2 separate regions of the Homo sapiens genome follow, and region 2 is linked to region 1. A link is an interaction called in ENCODE POLR2A ChIA-PET data of the cell type or tissue named here. Cell type or tissue: endothelial cell of umbilical vein. All regions are shown on one strand. Region 1 overlaps CAPZB (capping actin protein of muscle Z-line subunit beta). Region 2 has its middle 4.7 kb from the start of HTR6.

Region 1 (2,500 bases):
AACCCAATAATGTTATAAAGGGAGAAGGGAAGATGATGCTTAAATCTCAAACACAACTTCAGCAAAAGGTATTGTTGCATGGGTCATCTGTATTCCTCCAGGACAGAAGATGGTAAGAGCACTAATAAAGGTCATTATACTCATTTGAGCAGGGCACTCTTGAAGATTTTCATCCAGGAAATGGACCAGCATTCCAAACTATTACTTAGAGATTAGCTCTGTGTGTGTTGGAGGGTAGCCTAAAGGGTTAGGGTTAACCCCAGAAAGGCAGGAAGTTCCAGAAAAAAGGCAGTCATTCTACCCAAGTCTTGTTGGAACTAAAGCACAGCGGGAAAAGCGAGCAAACCAAAGGGGAATTAGAGACACTCACAAAGGGAGGGGCCTTGGGATTAATGGACTCTCTAATTTTTGAATTTCCTGAGGTTTACGGCTGATTAGGCCCCTTAGCCATACTGTAATGTGATCAAATTTCAACTGGGTTCACAGCACAGTTGAAGGTAGAAGATGACACAGACATCACCAGTGGGCCCCAGAGACTACAGACAAGGTCCGCAGTGCTCGCTTCCGGGCTTGATCGCACTAATTAGGCACCTTTAATTCCCCAAACAATGGCGCACAGGCTGGCTCAGAGGGCACTGTGTGATCCACCGCATGCTTGAGGAGCTCTTACAATACTATGTACTGATAATTCTCTAATTTGGTACAAGCATATTTAAGCACATGGCTCAAAGGTGGAGAGAAATGACATTGCAACCCGCAAACACATATGCACAAAAATATTCAACTTTGCCAAGTGAAGACATACAAGTGAAAAATGAGGGACGATGTACTGCTGACTAAATTAGAAATTAAGGGAGAAAAGCGCCCAGTGTTAACAAAGAAGCAATAACCTGATGCTCACACTGCGGACGGTGTTATGAATCGGCCTGACACTTTGGAAAGCAACTTGGCAGAATTTGTCAAGAGCTGTAAAAGTGTTCATACTGTGGCACGGTAACGTTACTCCTGGGAATCCAAACACAGAAACCACTTCAGAAGGACCAGTCACTGTGACATCGCTTATAAGGAAAAAAAAGAAAAACAACAACAACTGGAAAAAACCTAAAGGGCAACATCAGGGAAGTTACCCCCCTGCCATCTGATGTTTAAGGAGTAAACAGCCAGTAAGCAATGATGGTTGTAAGGACTTCCTGATAATGTGGGAAAAGTCTTAGGTCATAATAATTTTTAAAAAGGAAGATGAATAATTATATGTAGCCTATGACCACAACTAATCAAAAACCTCATGTATATAAGAAATAAAAGGAGTTGCCAAAAAAAAAAAAAAAAACACTAAACTGGTGCAAGTGACTTTTTTCCTTCTGTGATCTGAGCTTTCCACAATGATGCTTTATTAAGTTGAACTACATGAAATTGCCAACACACAGCCATTTCTGACCTACACAAGTGGCACTTTCACATGGGTCAACATAATATTTTTTGAAAGTTTTAATACTTTTATGAAAGTATTTTTATGAAAGCTTTAATACTTTTATGAAAGTATTTATCCAAGTTTTGTTTTGTTTTGTTTGTTTGCTTAATTTTGAGACGGAGTTTCACTCCTGTTGCCCAGGCTGGAGTGCAGTGGTGCGATCTCAGCTCACTGCAACCCTCCACCTCCCGGGTTCAAGTGATTCTCCTGCCTCAGCCTCCCAAGTAGCTGGGATTACAGGTGCCTGCCACCAAGCCTGGCTAATTTTTTGTACTTTTAGTAGAGACGGGGTTTCGCCATGTTGGGCAGGCTGGTCTTTAACTCCTGACCTCAGGTGATCCGCTCGCCTCAGCCTCCCAAAGTGCTGGGATTACAGGCGTGAGCCACCATGCCCAGCCTTATGCAAGGTTTAATAACTTTAGATGTTCACAGTATCTGCCCCTGCTCTGCGCTACCACCCCTCTTCAATGTCTAAGGACAGATCTGTAAACACATGTGACACACAAATAGAGTGGTCTAAAAGCAGTCCTCAGAATTCTGTAATCCAAAAAGGAGAGAAATCCTTCTAAGGTGTGAAGCAACGGACAGAAACAAAATGACCAAAGTCAGTTTCACCACATTTAAGCCCAATTCTGAAAAATGCAGGCAGGCTTCTCCTTTTTAACTACTAGGTGGAGAGGGCACCTCCATGTGGAACATTCGAAGGGCAGAAACAGCTCACCAGGTCAGGAAAGCCAGCAGGCAAAGTCTGTTGGCAGGAGACCGTTGGCAGGAAGGTGTGGTAGGGAAAGTGCCACCCCACGGGCCTGACCCTCCCGCCTGCCTGCCCTTCCAAAGGCCTCCTCCACCTTCAACCAGGTCCCATTTTTCCAGGCCAGAGTCTTAAAGGATGTTTGCTTCCCTTTGCTGGCCTGAGGACAAGGCTAATTTTACTCAACAAAGTAAAAAGGATGGAAAGAACACACTGAAAAGAACAGGCTGAACAACCACCTGTATGGGTAGAGCCATTTAAAAATCATTCAAACACAG
Region 2 (2,500 bases), 200 kb after region 1:
GGATATTGTCCTCAATTTGTAGATGAGGCATCTGAAGAGCAGGTGCTAGTAAGTTTCCCAGGGTTATGCAGTGAAGAAATGTCAGCAGGACTGGAACCCAGGCATCGGCTCAGGGCCCACACCAAGTTTGGGCATGCCAGCACTCATTTGATCATTGAACAAGTCCATAGTAGGACATTTCACCTTTGTTCTACCGAGTGGGAAACTGGGGGTCTGGAAGCACAGGTGACTCGTATAAACTCGCAGTTCCCTTGACTCCTGACCTCACACCTGGACACTTAATGGCGGCACAGTCTTGGGCAGGACCTGCCTTCATCCTGTGTCTGGAACGAAGCTGGGTGTACATTCATAGATAAATAAGGGCTGGGCACAGTGGCTCACGCCTGTTATCCTAGCACTTTGGGAGGCCGAGGCAGGAGGATTGCCTGAGCAACAAAAAGTGAGACCCTGTCTCTATAAAAAATCAAAAAATTAGCCAGGTGTGGTGGTACGCGTCTGTATTCCCAGCTACATGGGAGGTTGAGGTGGGAGGACTGCTTGATCTCTGGAGGTCGAGGCTGCAGTGAGTCATGTTCGTGTCACTACACTCCAGCCTGGGCGATAGAGTGAGAACCTGTCTCAAAAAAAAAAAAAAAAAAAAAAAAAAAAAGAAAGAAAAGGGGGGAGGAAAGGAAGGGGAAGGGGAAGAAGAGAAAGGAAGGAAGAAAAAAGAAGCTTGTAAGGGTCTGCTGGAAATAAAGCAATAAAGCAAGAAGGTGAGTTGGCCTGGCTGGCGCAGCCTGGAATGCTAGCCAGAGTTCAGACTTCATTCTCATTGCGCTGAGGCGCCCTAGAGGCGTCTGCAAAGCTGAGTTTCAGGAGACTAAGCTAGGTTGGAGGAGGGAGATGCTGGGGCTATCAGCGGGGACTGCAAGGCTGCAGGCGGGAGAGGATGGGGCCAGTTGTGTCAGGCCGTGGGGTTGGAGAGGCAGGGCCGTGAGAAGCGCTGCTGATTGGATGTGGGATCCCAGAGAGGGAGTAGCCTGGCTTGAGAGACGTCAATTGAGAAGCATCCCTTGGTGTGCCACCTTCCGGGGATGGAGGGAGTTGCATCCTGCATCCTCCCCGCAGTGAGGAGGGACTTAAAAGTTTTTGTTTTTGTTTTTGTTTTTGTTTTTGTTTTTGTTTTGAGACGGAGTCTGGCTATGTCGCCAGGCTGGAGTGCAGTGGCGCGATCTCGGATCACTGCAACCTCCGCCTTGCGGGTTCAAGTGATTCTCCTGCCTCAGCCTCCTGAGTAGCTGGGACTACAGGCGTACGCCACCACGCCCAGCTAATTTTTGTATTTTTAGTAAAGACGGGGTTTCACCATGTTGGCCAGGATGGTCTCCATTTCTTGACCTCGTGATCTGCCTGCCTCGGCCTCCCAAAATGCTGGGGTTACAGGAGTGAGCCACCGCGCCTGGCCTGGGACTTAAAGTCTTTACAAGGGATTAACACTGATAGCAGCGCAGATAGCAACACAGGTCCCTCTCTTTCCACTTTGTTTGCCTGTATGGAGCCAGCTCTCAACTGGTTTTCTTCCTCTGCTCCAAGCCTCTGAGGAGATTGAGTCTGCTTGGGTTCAAATCTTAGCTGGACCACTGCCTAACTATAGTCTTGAGCAAGTCACATAAGATCTCCAAGACTCACTTTTCCTATGTGCAAAATGGGGAATAATGGTCACACCTACCTCACTCCTAGAGTGGCAGTGAGCGTTATGTGAGTCAGCGCGTGTGTAGAGCTCGGGACATGCCTGGCTTTAGTAAGACCTCAGTGGATGTCAGCTGTTATTATGATTGAGAATGAATGATTGGCCCACGCTGCAGGGTGTTGCACTGATAGTTTTGTTCATTTATTCATTCACTGAACAGATATTTATTGAGAGCCTAATATGTGCCAGAGATCCAGCGTGAACCAGACAGACAAATCCCTGCCTGCCTTCAGGGAGTTTGCCCAGTTGTTCAGTTGCCTTCTGGCACAGAGCAGCTTTGGGCAGGCTGGCAACCTCCCTGGGGCCTTGATTTCTCCACCTCTGTCATGAGGAGCTTGCCCCGGTCCCCTGTGAACTGACGGGCATGGAGGTCTGGGGCAGATGACTCCCTAAAACTCAGCTGTTCCATAGTGGCACCTGCTATCTCCTCTGGGGAGGAAGCTCTCATAGCTAGAAGTAAACAAGCAAAAGCCGAGTATTCTTGAAAGTCCCTCTTTACCCTGAAATTTTTTTTTGTTTGTTTTTTGTTTTGTTTTGTTTTTGAGACGGAGTCTTGCGCTGTCGGCCAGGCTGGAGTGCAGTGGTGCAATCTCGGCTCACTGCAAGCTCCGCCTCCCGGGTTCACGCCATTCTCCTGCCTCAGCCTCCTGAGTAGCTGGGACTACAGGCGCCCGCCACCATACCCGGCTAATTTTTTTGCATTTTTAGTAGAGATGGGGTTTCACTGTGTTAGCCAGGATGGTCTTGATCTCCTGACCTCATGATCCG

Evidence for each region. ChIA-PET counts read pairs that join two places held together with the same protein. Peaks named below come from ENCODE experiments on the same cell type or tissue, not always from the same donor. Only the 100,000 strongest peaks of a DNase experiment are listed, where the experiment ranks them.
Region 2: POLR2A ChIA-PET joins it to region 1 with 10 read pairs; 7 of 35 experiments call an interaction of 5 or more read pairs at or near these places.

The regions. Positions count from the first base shown.
Region 1 is chr1:19,456,787-19,459,286 of GRCh38, forward strand. The region is part of intron 1 of CAPZB (capping actin protein of muscle Z-line subunit beta); the gene reads right to left. Among named protein-coding and RNA genes, the nearest start is that of CAPZB, 28 kb to the right of the region's middle. In endothelial cell of umbilical vein, no CTCF peak of the experiment used is centred here; DNase peaks (open chromatin) are centred at 225 and 1,095; H3K27ac peaks cover 631 bases.
Region 2 is chr1:19,658,942-19,661,441 of GRCh38, forward strand. No RefSeq gene overlaps it. Among named protein-coding and RNA genes, the nearest start is that of HTR6, 4.7 kb to the right of the region's middle. In endothelial cell of umbilical vein, a CTCF peak has its summit at 1,069 (motif pointing left); a DNase peak (open chromatin) is centred at 1,020.